Regions from separate parts of the Homo sapiens genome. Here all the other regions are linked to region 2. The links are chromatin contacts, found by Hi-C or POLR2A ChIA-PET in ENCODE. All regions are on one chromosome and are shown on one strand. The core of a region is the stretch at or near the end of the contact, and the rest is flanking DNA. Distances in the headings are between cores, read along the strand shown. Region 1 overlaps WDR70 (WD repeat domain 70). Region 2 holds the start of RICTOR (RPTOR independent companion of MTOR complex 2). Region 3 has its middle 190 kb from the start of PTGER4. Region 4 holds the start of NUP155 (nucleoporin 155). Region 5 has its middle 150 kb from the start of LINC00604. Region 6 holds the start of GDNF (glial cell derived neurotrophic factor).

What was found. A loop is a pair of places that touch in the nucleus more often than their neighbours do. ChIA-PET counts read pairs that join two places held with the same protein, here RNA polymerase II (POLR2A). Pooled maps may share reads with other maps.
Region 1: a loop to region 2 is called in a pooled map, with 4 times the contacts of the local background. The contact joins the enhancer-like site here to the promoter of RICTOR in region 2. A Hi-C loop is called at or near these places in 2 of 37 single-sample maps with no recorded cell type and 6 of 50 pooled maps.
Region 3: a loop to region 2 is called in a map with no recorded cell type, with 14 times the contacts of the local background. The contact joins the enhancer-like site here to the promoter of RICTOR in region 2. A Hi-C loop is called at or near these places in 5 of 37 single-sample maps with no recorded cell type and 7 of 50 pooled maps.
Region 4: a map of B cell shows a loop between it and region 2 (8-fold over the local background). The contact joins the promoter of NUP155 here to the promoter of RICTOR in region 2. A Hi-C loop is called at or near these places in 2 of 168 maps with a recorded cell type or tissue (B cell and CD8-positive, alpha-beta T cell), 3 of 37 single-sample maps with no recorded cell type and 14 of 50 pooled maps. POLR2A ChIA-PET finds 5 or more read pairs at or near these places in 3 of 52 experiments (GM10248, T-cell and activated CD4-positive, alpha-beta T cell).
Region 5: a pooled map shows a loop between it and region 2 (4-fold over the local background). The contact joins the enhancer-like site here to the promoter of RICTOR in region 2. A Hi-C loop is called at or near these places in 1 of 37 single-sample maps with no recorded cell type and 3 of 50 pooled maps. POLR2A ChIA-PET finds 5 or more read pairs at or near these places in 1 of 52 experiments (activated B cell).
Region 6: a loop to region 2 is called in a map of sigmoid colon, with 6 times the contacts of the local background. The contact joins the promoter of GDNF here to the promoter of RICTOR in region 2. A Hi-C loop is called at or near these places in 1 of 168 maps with a recorded cell type or tissue (sigmoid colon) and 3 of 50 pooled maps. POLR2A ChIA-PET finds 5 or more read pairs at or near these places in 1 of 52 experiments (A673).

Annotation. Positions count from the first base shown.
Region 1 is chr5:37,720,504-37,723,351 of GRCh38, reverse strand. WDR70 (WD repeat domain 70) reads right to left here. Exons shown (of 18, transcript NM_018034.4): 14 at 2,137-2,237; 15 at 418-497. Among named protein-coding and RNA genes, the nearest start is that of GDNF-AS1, 120 kb to the left of the region's middle. Within about 2 kb of position 1,576, at least 3 of the 41 ENCODE cell types and tissues checked have a DNase peak (open chromatin) inside an H3K27ac peak, as active enhancers do.
Region 2 is chr5:39,073,069-39,075,845 of GRCh38, reverse strand. It overlaps RICTOR (RPTOR independent companion of MTOR complex 2), which reads left to right and starts at 1,447. Exons shown (of 38, transcript NM_152756.5): 1 at 1,447-1,517; 2 at 1,688-1,735. The coding sequence starts at 1,469. RefSeq lists enhancers at 1,035-1,561, 2,088-2,614 and a silencer at 1,250-2,149.
Region 3 is chr5:40,484,110-40,486,809 of GRCh38, reverse strand. No RefSeq gene overlaps it. Among named protein-coding and RNA genes, the nearest start is that of PTGER4, 190 kb to the left of the region's middle. RefSeq lists an enhancer at 5-64. Within about 2 kb of position 1,254, at least 5 of the 41 ENCODE cell types and tissues checked have a DNase peak (open chromatin) inside an H3K27ac peak, as active enhancers do.
Region 4 is chr5:37,369,758-37,372,654 of GRCh38, reverse strand. NUP155 (nucleoporin 155) reads left to right here and starts at 1,549. Exons shown (of 35, transcript NM_153485.3): 1 at 1,549-1,834. The coding sequence starts at 1,678. RefSeq lists enhancers at 1,557-1,646, 1,767-1,876.
Region 5 is chr5:40,384,264-40,386,963 of GRCh38, reverse strand. No RefSeq gene overlaps it. Among named protein-coding and RNA genes, the nearest start is that of LINC00604, 150 kb to the right of the region's middle. Within about 2 kb of position 1,328, at least 7 of the 41 ENCODE cell types and tissues checked have a DNase peak (open chromatin) inside an H3K27ac peak, as active enhancers do.
Region 6 is chr5:37,838,719-37,841,629 of GRCh38, reverse strand. GDNF (glial cell derived neurotrophic factor) reads left to right here and starts at 1,589. Exons shown (of 3, transcript NM_000514.4): 1 at 1,589-2,123. It overlaps GDNF-AS1 (GDNF antisense RNA 1), which reads right to left and starts at 1,746. Exons shown (of 4, transcript NR_145476.1): 1 at 1,592-1,746. RefSeq lists an enhancer at 1,728-2,665.

The DNA.
Region 1 (2,848 bases), core at 327-2,826, 1.4 Mb after region 2:
CTTCCTCTGGTCGCCACACTTCCCTGATTAAAAGTTAAGTTGTTCAACATCACATTGCCACTCAGTGGTGGAACTGGACAAACCCAGGCCTCCTGATTCCAAGACCAGCACTCTTTCTTGTTCACACTTGGAATAGACTGTTACTCTTGAAAAAACTGCTATAAAGTAATGTATTGGACTCGAACAGGCTTTTCCCTTTTGGGTTGAAAGCTGCATGAAATAACCCTGTCCCTGTGATGAGTCACAGAAGCCACAGAGGTTAGCTGTTACATGACTCGTAGTCCTATCCACATGAATGGGCAATTTTGTAATATATGCCTGAATTCTGAGGGCTTTCTCTGTCTCTAAAGCTATGCAATCAAAACCACATGAGAGTAGAAGAGAGATGCATGATTGAGAGGCATGTTAACGACTTACGGGTGATGATGTAGTCCTGAGTTAGAGTCTCAGCTTGTTTTGCCTTCCGCTGGGTTTTAACCACACATAATTTTGCTCCCCTAACGGGTGTAAAAGCAAATTATTTTCTTTACTTGGTCTTAGAAACAGAAAATTTCATGTTGAAAACATGAGATACTTTCAGGAACATACTCTGTGCATGCACTCCATCTACACAAGTACTTGACTTTCTGAGGGATGGCAACAGATGGGCTCTCAGTGATAAAAGCTTAAACTTATGGAAAAGCAAGTCTGTCAGTCAGTGGTTATTAACAAGCAAGAGGGTTGGAGAGGTAACAGGGCAACAGGACACAAGTTTACAAAACCTATAGGAATAATGTGAAATTTTAAGATCTTAAATAATAAAATTACCCAACCTTTTCACTCTAAAGGTCACAGGGTTAAAATTTTAGTTTATGTCTCAGACTAAAGCAACCTGGGTGGTCTACACCCCAAATGGCATATGTCCACTTTTCAAATACAAGAGTACAAGTGTCTGGAACTGAGTTGGCTTGGCAGTGTTGCCGAGGGGCTATGGCCCAAGAATGTGTGGGATTAACCAAAAATGTGCTTAGAACATTGCACTTCTCCTTAGTAGTACAGAGTTATCCTTTTCAAGAGAAGCAAATACAAATAAGTAAATTTCTTAAAGCAAAGCTTCCACAGAAAGTGCCTTCTAAATGGGTGCTATCAAATGAGGCTCATCATTTTCTCAAGTGAAACAGACTCCCATCCTAAGTACATTAGCATTTTTAATTTCTTTTTTAAAAAACAAATAAAATCCTATTTGTTTTCAAATACCATAAATATACTTTATTGTATAAGGCCAGGATTCCAACTCTAGTCCAGGAAGCTCTGAAGGAAGATGGGGCTGTCTGCTTCTATTCAGAGCAAAATTATGGCCAATGAATATTCATTAATAGAGGCTGGCTTTCCTTTCCTCAAAGGATGTGGGACCTTAAAACAGGTTTATATGGGACCCCAGTAAATTTCACATGTGAATTTTAATGCTAGTTAACCAAGTCTTACTCTAAAGAAAGCTTATCAGTCACTGTACTTTAAGAGAGAGAAACAAAACCATCTTTTCTGGGTGATGACACATATCCATCTTTGTGCCTAAGCAAAACGGAAATAACTGAGGAAATGACTGAACCTCTAGTTACGTTTTCAGACTTTTGAAATACAGTGGTATGCTTAAGTTTGAAACTTGGGTGGGCATGGGGGTGGAGGGGAAACGTATCTGTGCTGTCCCTTTCTGCGGACAGAGAATAATCTTGCCAAACATCCAAACTGCTAGAAGCCAAAAAAGAAAGAAGCAAAATGGACAAGCTGATTCCATTTCCTGTAAGTGGTTAGTTCCCTGCTTTGTTAAATCTCTTACATGTATCACTGCTAATGCCTCTGTCCAGGGTGGTATGCAAAGTGGGCAGAACGTTTTTCCCCCTTGCACTCAACATTTCAGCTAAACAACTGCAAATTCCCAGGAAACTTTCGCTTTGAATTCAGTGTGGATCAAGGGCAATATTCAAATCCTTTTTAAAGCACAATACCAGGAGTTTGAGGCTTTACTTTGTTCCAGCTGCATTTTCTAAATGGGTGGATCTCCATCAAAGTGGGAAATAAATAAAAGCGGGGGTGGGAGGGAAATCCCTCCCCCCAGTTGTTGTCATCCATCTAAAACAGGCAATACTTATGAAATACCTCTGACTCTTGTTGGGGTCGTAATAGACTTTAGCCAATCCATTTCCAGTTCCAACCATGATCTGGTTCAGCTTTGGATGCCACAGGCAGCGAACAACACTCTGCAAAGGAAAAGCGCAGTGGTTGACTAAAGAGGCCAGATAAAAATGGAAACAATCCTGCTGGTACTTTGATGGCTAGTCTACTATATCAAATATCATCCTGATGGTTTACCTCTAACTTTCAGACATTTTCTTTTAAACCATAAAGTTGTGTTCCTGAAGTAAAATTCCATTCCATCACTTATTATCTGGGTGATACTCCATAAAAATAAAAAAGATGTTCTCTTCCTGACATTATCTCCCTTTCTGGACAGCCCTGAAACCACAAAATTAGGTTTCCCAGGTCCATTACCACGTGAGGCTGGCATCATGGAATGCTAAATCCACATAACTCAGTTACACTTACCACTGAAGCGAATTTCATGCTCTTACACACATACAATATGTCCCTCTGGACAGCAGATTGAGACCAGGTGGTTATTGTTTTTAGTTCACAAAGATCCAAATCTCATAAAGCTTTTTCAGAAACAATGCACATTTGTAGGCATTTAATAATGTCTCCCTATCTATGAGATAAAACAGCAGGACAACAGCAGAAGTAAAACAGAGATACAGAATACAAAGACTTGACATTAACCTAAATGAAAAGCTGTTTAAGAGAAGGTTCACTG
Region 2 (2,777 bases), core at 198-2,697:
TATATTTTTAATTTCGTACATATTTAAACTTTTATTATAAAACAGGAAATTTGTAATATTTTGCTTGATTTAATATCATGAACATTATTTCCTATTACTAAGTCTACCTCTTCACTTTTAATCGTTGACATAATTTACATAATCCCTACCTTTGGTCATTTAAGTGTTTCCAAATGTTCACTCTTATTAACAACTTCAACAAATATCCCCAATATTGCTTTTTTTTTCTTTTTTAAAGTAAGCAGAGAATTGGAATAAATTAGAAATCCAGGGCACTTACTCATCCAACAGATATTTATTGAATACTTATTTGTGCCAGATATTGCATTAACTGGGAGCTGGGAAAACAGAACTGGTTAAGGCTAGATCTCCACTTTTAATTAACTTTCAGTCTCATGGAATAGAAAGATGAGCTGAGGAACTGGAGAGGACAAATCGCTCCTCTCTTTAAAGTAAATGTAGTTCAAGAGAAAGCTGCTGGGTCAGTGGCCAGGTGTGTGTGTGTGTGTGTGTGTGTGTGTGTGTGTGTGTGTGTGTGTGTGTGTGTGTGTGTGTGTGTGTACACATACGTATTAACTAAGCAGTTTCTAGAATTAAAATCCCTAATGTTAATAGGCTTATGCATAAAATAGATTAATCCACAACACCTGCATGAGCCACGATCCTAGGAGCTGCAGAGCCATAAAAGCCGGACACAGTACCCAGCAGCCTCGCCTCGGCTCCCGGCAGAGAACACCCTCTCCCCGGCCTCCCGGCGCTGGCGCGATCCCACCGCGGGGACCGCCGCCCTGGTCCCCGGCCGCTGCACCCCCTTCTCGCGTCCTACGCCTGGCGGCCAAAAACAAAACTGCCTAACCACTTCCACTTGGAGAAGCCCTCCTAGCCGAGAGGGGCATTCTGAAGATCAAGGGCGAGGCTGGAAAACAAACTTTGTTACGTGTTAACTTAGTTGGAGCAAAGCGATTCCAGGAAAGGAGTCTAAAACTGTGCGCAGCGTTTTTATAAAAAAATGTTTCAGTGGATACACGGGGGAGCGGGGCCGTCTATGGCAGGGCTTCAGAGCAAGCAGGAGACTGGCAGGCCGGCGAGAGCAGGTGGCCCGCCGGCCGCATCCCGGCCTCCTCCTCCCCGCTCGCCTGCATTTGGACGACGGCTTCCGCGGCGGCCGGAGGGGAGCATCCTCTACACTGCCAACTCGCATCAATGGGACTTTCCTCGTGGGAACTGCCCCTCCCGGCGGACGTGCCCTCCGGGTCCGGCGTGGGCGGGCGGGTGCCGCGAACTCCTTGCAGACCTTGGGTCGGCTCAGTGCTCCCTCAGCGCTGGGGCCGAGCCTGCACCACCCGCCGCCGTCGCCGCCGAGGGGGCGGGGGAGGTGCCGCGGGGGGCGGGCGCGGCGCGCGGGGAGGGGAAGGGGTTCTCGCGCGATTGGGCGAGGTTTCCGGTGTTGTGACTGAAACCCGTCAATATGGCGGCGATCGGCCGCGGCCGCTCTCTGAAGAACCTCCGAGTACGAGGTAAGCCCGCTGCAACCCTCACTCCCCACCGCCCGGCGCCCGCCACCCCTGGCACTTGCCTTCCCCTGGCCCTGGGTTGGGGAGCGAGCCGGGGCGCTGGCCGGAGCCAGGGCAGCCGCAGCTGGCCTGCGAGCCAATCCTAATTGGGGCTGTGTGTCTGTTTCGCGCAGGGCGGAATGACAGCGGCGAGGAGAACGTCCCGCTGGATCTGACCCGAGGTAACGCGGGGCGCCGCGGGCGCCGCGAGGGCGCGCTGCTGGGGAGGAGCCGGGTCCGGGGCTGGGGGCCAGAGGCAGGGGCGGGCCCCGCACGGGACCGGCGGGGTGCGGGGGCCAGAGCCGGAGCCCCGCCTGCCGGCCCGCGGGAACCGAGCCCGGGGCCGCCTCGCCGGACCCATCCCCCTACCCAGCGCCCGCTTCCCTCGCCCGAGCCCTTCTCCGGGCCTCGGGCTGCTGCGGGTGCGGGGGAGCCCCGAGTGGAACTCGGCAGACCCGGCGACCCTCTGGGCTCGAGCTCCGGCAGAGTGGTTTGCACCTATCCCGGAGTCCGGCAGCCCAAGCTAGGGGCAGCTGGAGGGAGGTAGAGGCTGTTATTTAGGTTGCAGGAGGATGTTTGAGGGAAGAGCGACCACATCCTGCCCTCCCCGTCCCCGGAGCAGAAGCCGGACCTGCTCGGTGCTTGCCGACTGCGTGACTGCTTTCCCCTTTGCCCACCGTCCTGTGGGGACCCGCAGCATTGATAACTTGGTAGTGAAACCTAGAACTGGTCATTACTGCTAAATGTCTGGTTTATGCTGTTTCCCTTCTGCTTCCCTTTCCCGGGCCGCTGGGACTGTAGTTGGCTAAAGACCGCCCCCTCACCCTGCTGCAGGTTCATTGTTTACCTTCTGCAGTGGAGATGGGTTTGTTTACACCTTCCGAACTGGGGAAACTCGGGTGATATTTTTAATGACCTAATCCCGTTACTAGCCAGTGTTTCCTCTATCACTTACAGTACTAGAGTTTATTCGACATTATCTCGTTGAAGATTTAGTAGTTACGTACAAGATTCTTTTCTCTTCCACGGTAAACAGGATTGAGCCTACTGATTCCGACGAAGTCATATTTCACACGGGCTGTAGCTTGGAGTGTAACCCGGTTCAGCTGTACAGAATCAGTTTCTGAGGTCTATAAAACACCTTAGGAAGTAAACAAAAAAACTTGTTGTAGACATTCTGTATGAGATCAGTTTTTTACCCTATGTCGTACCTGACGTAATGAC
Region 3 (2,700 bases), core at 5-2,504, 1.4 Mb before region 2:
GATGCATTGGTGATGCCATGTCAAAGCCCTGGATTAGGACTCAGAAGACCTCATATACTTTGGGTGGTTTCATTTTTATGAACCTTGGTGAGTCTTTCCATATGGTTGGACCAGGTGATTTTAACTGTTACTTGTGGCTTTTCTGACTAAAGGGCTTTGTCTGAGAAAGAAGCACTTTTGAAGTGAGCTTTGTCACGTGAAGCTGTGGCAAAGATGATGTCATACAACTTTAGTTCCGGTTACATTGATCATTCACCCCAATCAGCTGACAGGCTGCGCAATGATTTTTGAATCTGCCATATAGCTCTCACCAGAATGTGGCAATCACAGGCACTGTGGACTGGGAGACGTCCTTTCAGATGTGAATGAGAAGATGCTGGAGGGTCCCCAAAGACAGAATAGAAAAATTCTTTGCTGAATTCAACCTACACCAGCTATAGGGGTTGAAAAATACAATTTAAAAATTAGTATATTCTAAATTTGGACTCAAGGGCAGATGGTTCATAATGAGCACAAATGTCCAAGTTTTCCCATCAGATGGTCATCAGAAGGACACCATGGGCTACTCAATAGGTATTTAGTGACTGTGCAGAAAGGGCAGTCATTTTAGAGAATACAAAGAAGATAGGGCTCCAAGGTAGTTAAAGCAATGGAAATAAGGCCAGCTCCCATAAATCACTTTTCAGAAATATCTCTCCAATGGGGAATGGGGGTGGGGTCAAAACAAGATACAGTGATAGAAATGGTTGGTAGATTAAATTTTGTAACCTGAATTTTTAAAGATAATAGGCATTTAAAATATTTCATCTCATTGTCAGCACAAGTTTCCAGAATTTTTGGCCAGAAAATACAATTGCTAAAAACATAAGATTATTTGTCCATGAAATTGATCATGTACTTAATAAATAGGCCTACGAGATATCAGAATGAGCCTATAATCTTTTGCCTCTTTGTTTTCCTTTGCTTGGCATTATGGTGAACTATATTTAGGAAGGCCAAACACGTTCTTCCTCAAACTTGGTTTCTCTTTGGCCAGACCCCATGTTCCCTTGTTCCTTCCGTTTCACTGGGGTGTGCTCAATGAAAAGTATTTCAATTTTAATTTTTATTAACCTCACAAATTATTTGCTGGTAAGATTAAAAAAGAAGACACATGAGCTGTGACACAGAAGAAATAGTGTTATTGGTGCTCAGTGGCTGAGGGTCAGATTTCAGTTCCTTATACTGGCTGTGTGACTTTGTACGAGTTCCTGAGTCTGTCTGGGTTTCAAATCCTCACAGAAAATGAGAATTGGAACGGGTGAACTTTAAGCCTCCGCAAACTCCAACATTTTATGTGTCTATGCATTCCAAAGTCCAATGTTAGTGATATTTAAACCCCTGGTACAGATTAGTCACACAGATGCAGCCTCCATTAGTGTTATCAATACTCATAGCTGACACTGATTGATTGCTTCCTTGGTGCCAGCTCTTTCTGAAATCGATTTCTGAAATCTTACTTATTTCTAAAATAGCTGTGTGTGACAGGTGTTATTATTGCTACTTTATAGATGATGAAACCGAGGCTAAGTGGGGCTAAGAAATAGTTACGTAAGTTATGAGGCTGATTTTGAAATTCAGGCTGTCTGACTCCAAAGCTTATGCTTAATCCAGATACCCTGAACAGTACAAAGTTGACGAATTTATGAATCAATGAGGAATATCTCTCAGAAACACAATTTTAAGGTGCAGAATATAACCCTGCACTAAACTTATTTCAACCAGGTATTTTTGTTCACTTAGATTATTTGTTTCTGGTTGAGAGAGCAGATGATTTATTTGGTCGTTCGAGGGGTCTGTATAAAAAAAATCATTTGTATCAACTTTGATAGTTGGTAAAGCCAGAGCATCTCAGTTTGGATGTCTACTTCCCGAGGAAACTGCAATCTCTCACATCCCAATTTGAGAAATACTAGTTCACAAGAGGTTTCTAGTGCCTCTTCAGAGAGATTCACACAGTTTTGGTGAATGTTGGGAGATAAAAACTATGTAAGGAACCATCACCATCCACACACACATGTCTAATTCTGTAGGGCAGGGTAGATGAAACCTGAGTTGGCTTGAAGGTTTATGATGTCAGTTCTCTGATCTGGGATGGTGGTTACTACTTCACTTTTGAGGAGTTGGGTGAACTCAAGAAAAGCGTTTTCGTTTTGTTGTTTCATCTTTCAATTAGGTGAACTTTAAAAAGGGAAGTTATTAGTTTTCTCCTGACTTTAAAATCCCCTGCCATAATCTGTCTTTTTTTCCTGTTTTGGTAAGCATTACAGTTTGTGGTATATATATTTTTTGATCTGTAGGATTTCTTCACTATATCTGAGGGGCTGCTCTATCAAGCAAAGCTTCTATATATCCATGTATTGCCAAGTAAAATTGGACCTCAGATATTCTTTCATAACATTGCAAAGACTTTACAAAAATTAAGCACAAATTACCAATCACAGCCTCCTGGTTTATACATAATTACTGTCCAGTATTTTATCACTAGCCTGATTTTTATCATTCCCTCCCATTACTATTATTATTTTATATAGTCAGTGTTCAAATTTTGGCACATATTTTTGTTCACTTAGATTATTTCCTCACATTCTCTGCTCACCAATCTTTCTTGTGTTTCAGATTTTTCTTTTGGATCATTTTCACTTCTTCCTGGAATATACT
Region 4 (2,897 bases), core at 300-2,799, 1.7 Mb after region 2:
TAGGGAAGAGGTCAGCAAACTTTTCCTGTAAAGTGCCAGAGTCCGTATTTAAGGCTTTGCAGTCTTTTGTAGAAATTACTCGGTTTAGCAGTTGTAGTGGGAAAGCATAGGCAATATGCCAATGAATTAAGTTAGTTAGATTACACTTTGGGGAGCTTTACTTCTATGCAGGAATATCACAGCAACGTTGTTGAATCTTCCAATTTATGGAGTTGAAAACTTTGTGTATTTTGTCTCAAATTAAAAACAAACTCGGTGCCAGACCACCACTTTTCAATCTATGGTCTACCAAATAAAGTAAACTCACAGCTAGAGACCCAACTGCCTATCTATATACCAATGATAAAAAATCCAGTTTTTCTTGGTATATTGGCTATGTCAAATTTTAAGTGTAGATTGGTAACATCAAAGAACTTTCAATTTTCAGAAATGTAGTCAAGTCTTTGAGGGAGTAAAAATGTAATTCAAATAGCAAAAGACCAATTTAGAGTAATTCAGTTATTGATTTGTGAAATTCTGAAGAACATAACTGGAAGCTTTCTTAGGTGAGATTCTAAATAAGAGCAGCTTTCTAAAAAGTGCTTTGATTTACCCACTCAGGTTGCCTTCTGTAGTAAATGAAGCCTCTTTTACCTCTCTGCTTTCTCCTATCCTGCTATAGTTTATACCTATCCAAATAGAAAAATTATAATGAAGCCCTTTGTCTCTGCTTGAAGCACCTTAAGGACAGGAAACACTGTGTTAGTTTGATAGTCCCAGCACCAGGCACAAGGCAAGTATTCAGTTTCTTAGGATTGTATGAACTCTTGGGTTCCTATCTCATACGAGTTCCTATACTAGCGCTGGGAATGGAAAGATGAATTAGAACTGTCTGCTATCTCTGCCACGATAAAAAGCACGGCAGCGGTCCACCTGCACTCAGCTTCTTCTTAAACACGTATTTTATACTAAGGGGCAACAAAGTCAAAAGACAGCGACACGCAAATGGAAAAGCCTGATGAATTCTAATTTACACTGAAGCCCGCGAAGAATATAGTGAGATACTGGTTTATATCCCTCTCTGTGACAGCGACCTACCAATTCTTAACTACTCTCACAAAAGCAGTTACTTGGAGAACCAAACTGCGCGCTCATGCGCGAACTCATATAGCTGCAGTTAGCGGATACCGACGCGGGAAGTTCCAAGACTCAGGTCGAGCACGCGCTTAAACCAACGGAACCTGACCAACCTCCTAGGCCAGACACACGACCTAGCTCCCACCTACCGTATCCCTCCTCCCTCCTTCCTCCTCACCCTATCCAACCCCATCCCGCCCCTCTCCTTCCCTGTTCCCTCCCCTTTATCCTTCCCTTCCTTTCCCTCCCTCCCTTCCCTAAATAACCTACCCTAATTTTACCCTGCCACACCCCAAAACCCTCAACCCCCTCGAAAGCATCAGCAGCCTCCTAGCTCCACCCACAACCTCTAGCCCCCTCCCAACAGCTTCCTCTTCCCAGGCCAGAACGGCGTCTTCCAGTTCCCCACCGGATGAAGCGGAAGTGCGTCATGTCGAGGCGCCAAGGCGCTCGTTTGGCGCGCGCGCCCTAGGCGGCGGATCTAAGCTAACTTCTTGGATCTTTTCTTGTTTCTCCTTGGTTTTTGACTTTTTCTGGACCCTGGTGTCTACGATTTCCGAGATGCCGTCTTCTTTGTTGGGCGCGGCGATGCCGGCCTCTACATCTGCCGCAGCCCTGCAGGAAGCTCTGGAAAATGCTGGACGGCTCATCGACCGTCAGTTGCAAGAGGACCGCATGTACCCGGACCTTTCCGAGCTGCTTATGGTGTCTGCCCCAAGTGAGTGATAGTGACCCTGCTTTCTCAACCTAAAGGACTCTCGCCTGACTTCCTAATTTGCTACTTATCCCCAGCGTTGGTCCCGGCGAGGATATGCTGAGATTTATGGCACTGTTGGCTGCATTTTTGGAGAACAGCAAGCAGCTTCTTTTCAGGTTTTTTCCTTTCCTCACTTTCTTCATTGTAGATACTTGAGAGGGCAAGAGTGAAGAGCAAGCTCCCAGTTGAAGCAGAAAGAGGCAAAGACCTCAACCTTAATGAGCTTCTCGCCGCTCTCAAGTGCTTATGGCTAAGGCCATATGAGAAGCATCTCCAGATCCAAGTCCCAAATTTGTTCATTTCTCCTGTTAGTGTTTGAGTAGATCGTAAGAGCAAACGAAGTTAATTTGGAAATTTAGCATGTTATCTTAAAGATACGCTTTGCTTTATATTTATTTGTTTATTTATTGAGACGGAGCGGTTCCCTCTTCGCCCAGGCTGAAGTGCAATGGCGCGATCTCGGCTCATTGCAACCTCCGCCTCCTGGGTTCAAGCGATTCTTCTGCCTCAGACTCCCAAGTAGCTGAGATTACAGGCGCCTGCCACCAAGCCCGGCTAATTTTTGTGTTTTTTAAGTAGAGACGGGGTTTCACCATATTGGCCTGGCTGGTCACGAACTCTGACCTCAAGTGATCCGCCCGCCTCGGCCTCCCAAAGTGCTGGGATTACAGGCGCAAGCCACTGCACCCGGCCAAGAAACGCTTTATTATGTGTAGAGATGTGTGTTATGAAATGCTGGAGGATCTTAAAAGAACTACCAGTGGAATAAAGAAAGAGAACAGGGAAATCACAGTGCTTATGTACAGGGAGAGTAAGGCAGAATATGTGTTGACAATATAGGTGACTGGAAAGTAATTTGTTTAACAGTTTTAAGTTATAACCAGCTCCCCACGGCTTATGGAATTACATCAGTTGCTAGAAAAAGTGACCCCTTTGTGAGATGGAATTTGGAGAAAACCAGCGAAGTGTAAGAAAGAAAAGATTGTTGGTGAGCAAGAACCAAAGTAATCTAAATAGGATAATT
Region 5 (2,700 bases), core at 79-2,578, 1.3 Mb before region 2:
GTGCAACATTGCCCAGTAGAAACATAATGCTAACCATTACAAGCATATGTAATTAAAAAATTTTTAGTAGCCACATTAAAATAAGCAAAATGAAACAGGTGAAACTAATCTTAATAATATAATTTAATTCCTATATCCAAGATAGTATTTCCACATGCACTTAATATAAAAAATATTAATAAGGGATTTTTATATTCTTTTTTCAAGTCCTTGAAATCTAGCATATAATTTATCCTAACAGCATATTTCAATTCAAACTAGCCACATTTTGAGTGCTCAATTGCCACATGTGGCTCATGACTAGTATTGGATGAATGGGGTTTAGCAGGCGTCATAATCACCTTGAGAGTTTGTTAAAATATAGAGTGTTGGCATCCTTGCCGCCCTGTCCCCCTCTCCAGCTTTTGATTCGGTAGGTCTGGGGTGAGGCTTGAGAATTTGCATTTCTAAGAAGTTTCCCAGTAACACTGTAGCTGCTGGTCTGGTGACCACACTTAGAGAACTACAACCACAGATGTAGAGAAACCCTAGAGGCTTGTTATTAAAAAATGTGGTTTGTGGAGCAGCAACAGCAGCAGCAGCTGGGAGCCTGTAAAAAATGCATAGTCCCAGACTCTCCCCAAGACATATCAAATCTGCATTTAGTACTGGAATCTATGTTTCTTTTTTTTTTTTAAAACAGGATCCCCAAGTGATCACATTAAAATTAGAACATAAGACCACCTTGAGTAAAACTTTCCCTGTTAGTGTCTATCTTAGTGTTTTCTTCTTAGGACTTTTCTCAGTTCTTCTCTATTTTTCCCATGAGAATCAAGAATGTAGAATCTTGGTTGCTTTTTTAATTTTTCTGCTAACCATTCTCTATCAAGGGTCTAGTACAGTGCATTCACATAAAAGGCACTTACATAACTATGGAATTAGTGATACTATAAAAGAAGAGAAGGCTGGGACAATGGTTAGATACCTTCTTTGGCTTTAAAGATTTGAATAAAAATGTGTTTCTAGATGAGTTGAATACTGGAGTTCAGGAGCTGATTTTGCAGCTCCTGCAGGCTGGAAGTTTGAATGGTCCTTTCCTTGAGCTTCACCTGTACCCAGGGGGTATGGGTGACTCACTTGGCAAAAATTGCCTTGTGTGGTGCTTGTTCTCAGCCTGCTTGCCAGATTCCTCTTCCTGGCAAGGTAGGGCCCCATTCTTTTTCCTTTTGAGGAGTGGAAATAGTCTGGTGTTTGTGGATCACCAGCATCCAGGAAGTGCTCCTGGGATAGCCCTACTTCAGAACTGTGAGTGATGTTTAAAGTGTTGGTGACCACACAGGTTTCTTCACACTTCTGCAGCCAGCTGGCATTCCAAACTCATCATGCTCAAATTGACTCAGTCCTAAATAACCAAACACTGTGAGAGGGTGGAAATTTGGTTTCCAAAGGGAGTTACTGAAGTTACAAATCCTGACTAAAGTATATATTTTTCACATATAAAAATAGTCTCTGGGCTCTTGGATCAGTTTTATTTTTTTTCTTATGCTTTTAATCATAGAAAATAGTCTCCCCATACTTCTTTTGGGAAACATAGTACGTTTTTTTTTTCTCCTCCGTTGATATTTAGTGCTAAGAGTGAATTTACCAAAGGGTTTGTGAATTCTGTCTGTATATCTTAATGTGCACCCACAACTTTGTAGACAGATGGAAAGATGAAGTAATTCAGAGGTTCAAAAGAAAAAAAAAAGCAGAAATGAGCAACATTTCATAATCTTCTTTGCAACTGGCTTCATTGACCTTTTTCTTACTTAGCTTCCTTCCCTTCACGGCAAGCTTTTGAAAAAATTGGGGACAATGTAATAGTGAAGTGACTATTCTATGTTTTACAGGAAGATTTAAATGAGAAACAATTGCATTGACCAAATTAATGAGCTAGATTGTAGTAGGGCAAAGGTTGCCTGGGGTGTATGCAGGGGGAGGGCAGGAGGGATTCAGCTGAATGAAGTGACAGCCCTCTTTGTTAACTTCAGACCTGGAGGTGTGCTACAGTGTTTTGTCATTGAAGGGTGTATCATCTTAAGGGCATGTAATTTGCTATTAGTTCTCAATTTCAAGCTATTTCCCTCTTAAATCTGAAAAAGTACCAATCTGAGGAGATTATGCCAGGTATATACTGAGTGAATGCTTCACAAGTGAGGCTCATCCAACATTATGGTGAACATTACTATTTAGTCTCTATAAAATTATATCAGAAAGTGAGAAGTATAGATGAGATTTGCTCCAATTCACTCAATGAATCTGGCAGGTTGGAAATAGGCTATTACACTAGACTTCCTGATGGTTTAGTGGGAATTCCTTTGCTTATGAAGCATCCATTATTGCCTGAGGCATTACTAGTGATTAGAAGGGAAATATTTCTGCTCCAATGCCTTTTGCTTCAGCAACCATAGTTTAGCCACGCAAGGGGGAATCACCTTTGCTCTGGTTTCTTGTCTTAGTGTGAAAAGTCCCTGAGCAGCAGCCTACCTCTCCCTTCTCCTCATATTTAATCAGTGAACACTGATGGGGTAGCTTCAAGAGTAGGTACTGTACTAAAGCAAAGGCTGGTGGTTATGTTGGCAAAATAGAAAATGAAAATAAAGGAAACCCTATACAGTAAGTCCTCACTTAATGTTGTTGATAGGTTCTTGGAAACTGTGACTTGAAACAAAACAACATAGA
Region 6 (2,911 bases), core at 340-2,839, 1.2 Mb after region 2:
ACTCGATTTTCACTTCGCTTAATCTTAAATCACAGCAACGTTAGTAAGAACAATTTTCCTCCCACACTCGCTTCACTGACAAACCTGCAAAGTAGCTGATCTTTGACTTTTAAGAAGTTTAATAATACATGATCTTCCCCCCACACTGCCACACGCATTTCCCCTGCCTATTGTCTGTATCAGCTACTTGAAGAACACATACTCCCCAACAACCGGATGAGTCATAAAATAAGAGGTACATGGACGTAAACTGAGCCTGTTTACACTTTCCCTGGCCCCAGCTAATAAAATAAAAGAGGTCCCACTGAATTCAGGTCCAATGGCTTCCGGAAAACAGGTTTCTGCTTAGCAAAGACATGCCCTATTTAGTACATTATTTTAGAGGTACAGCCAATTCCATGCCCCATGTGAATGAAATGTATTTATGGTTATAGCCATGCACAGGGTGTGTAAGGACTTGCCCTCCTCCTGTCCTCTACAAAAGAAGGCTCAGGCAGCTTCTGGTGGTGAACTAACCAACAAAAGGAATGCCCAGAAGGTCTCACCTCTCCCATCCACAGAGCTCTGGAATGGGGGCCGGGCCCCTGATCGCTGGAAACTCAGCATCCAAGTGGGCGCTTGCTGAAGTTTCCCATCTGCATTTTCGAAAATCTGGATAAAAGCAGGTTTAGCTCAACCTCCCCTAACCCGTTCCTGATAAAGTGATCTTACGCCTCTGGAATTGGGATTTTGAATGTATGTGCCTGCCCCATGTCTGGTATTAGATTACAACAGCATGAAAATGGAGCCTAGGACTGAGGAGCCGGCCAGCCTCAGAAGCCTTCTTCATTGCCTGCCATGTAATACATGATATGCAAAGCCTCTGACTTCAGCCAGCAGATATTTGGAGACCGTGTTGGCCTTAGCATGGGGACTAAACTAATGTGTGTTTAGGTCAGAAAGCGAATCAGAAAAGCCACTGGAGGGCACGTCACGGAGTGAGAGCCCTATAAATTCATCCCCACTCGCAGCGTCCCCTGGCAAATACTCGGCTTCCCTCACCCGGCCGCTCCGCACCTCTCCTTCTCGGTGCTAGAACTCCGGCCGGCAGCTCCTTTTCTCGCCACTGCCTCCTGCCCTGCGGAGAAGCGAGAGGGCGAGACACCCGAGCGGGAAGGCCGGCCTTCGACAGGCGCGAGGAAAGCCCGGCGCTGCCCTGCACCGGCAGAGCGCCACCCTCCCAGTGCGGCGCGCGGGGGCAAAGCCCGGCGCGGGCGCCGCGGTCAAGTTCGGATTGCCCCTTTCGGCTGGCCCGCGCAGAGCGCCGCACATTCCTCTCGATTTTTGATCCACCCGGAGAGGAGAAGGCGCTAGCCCCGCGGCGTCTCCGCGCTCTCAGCGCTCTCCCTGCAGCCCAGGGAGGGGCGCCTCGCGTCGCCCACTCGCACCCCGGCCCCCCGCCTCGGGAACTCCAGGGCCTCCTCGCTGCTCTCCTCTCCTCCCCCACCGCCAGGCCCAGCCGACGCCTCCCGACCCCTCCCTCCCGGGGCCCCGCGCCTCCCCTCCCCCACCCCGGACCCCGGACCCCCAGCCCGGGCTCTAGAAGACCAGCCTGCGCTCCTGGCGCCCTCATGTCTTCACGGGACTCCCCGCGCCGGTTGACGTGGTGTCTCGTTCGGATCTCCAGGCAAGACCTCAGCTCCGGCAGCAGCATCAGACAAACCAGTCTCGTGCTCCCAGGCAGTGCGCCCAGAGGAGGCGCAGAGCGCGGCAGCTGCCGCTGAGCCGCCCGCAGCGCCCCGGGCCCGCGCAGCCCCAGCCAAGAGCGCGACGCGCGCAGCCCTGTCAGCCCCCCACCCAAAGCAGCGGCGGCTGCTCGGACCTCGGCTTCTGGGGGTGCGGGGGCCCGGCGGGAGAGTTGCCGGCAGCCCTCGCCCTGTTGGCGGCGGCGGCGGCGGGAGTCTTGGCCGCCGCCTCCAGCGCGCCCTTGCTGCCCCGCGCGACCCCAGGATTGCGAACTCTTGCCCCTGACCTGTTGGGCGGGGCTCCGCGCTCCAGCCATCAGCCCGGATGGGTCTCCTGGCTGGGACTTGGGGCACCTGGAGTTAATGTCCAACCTAGGGTCTGCGGAGACCCGATCCGAGGTAAGTGAGGGAGCGGGCCGGGGAGCAGGGAGCGGGTGGTGCCTGCGTCGCGGGTGGGTGCGGCCGGCTGAAGGGCGCCCTAGTCAGAGGGGTGCGTCTGGACCCCAGAGCAAACGGTGAGAGTAGAAAGTGGAAAGACTAGAGGGAACCTAAGCTATGCGAGGAGAGAGAAAAGTAGAACCGGAGAGAGGCCGGCCTTTCGGAGGGGCATGTTGCCTTTTCCACGTGGGCAAAGATCTGTGGAGCCCCAGATGCGCCTGGACCCGGAATGCCCAAGAGGGGCAGTTTCCTTCCCCGACTCGGCCAGGTGCTCTTCCGTCAAGTCACAGAACGATTCAGGGCTTGGGTCATCTTCGAACCCACCGCCGTCGAAATGTGTCCTCTCTGGACGTGCAGAGATACTATCATTGCCAAGAGTGCAACTTACTATTGAGCTTGTTTTGATCTGTGCCAAGGAAAAGCGCAGGCCGGGGGAGGGGCTGCTGCAAAGGTGCTGAGAACCTAAAAATGGAGGGCTCACCTCCTCCGGGCGAGGTCTGGCAAAGCTACATTCCTCACCCGGTTGCCTGCACGTTCCTAACGCCCTCCACCCCAACTAACCATCCCCGTCGAGGTTAGGAGAGGGGCTTTCTTGCCAGTCCTGGATTCAAATCTCTGTCTCGAACGTATTCTTGAGACTCCACTAGGCCATTGAGGTTATTATTTTAATGACCCCTTTTTCTCCTGTACTCTGTGCCGCCTTCCAAAAACACCCCACCACCACTGCCACTACTTTACACCACCTCGAG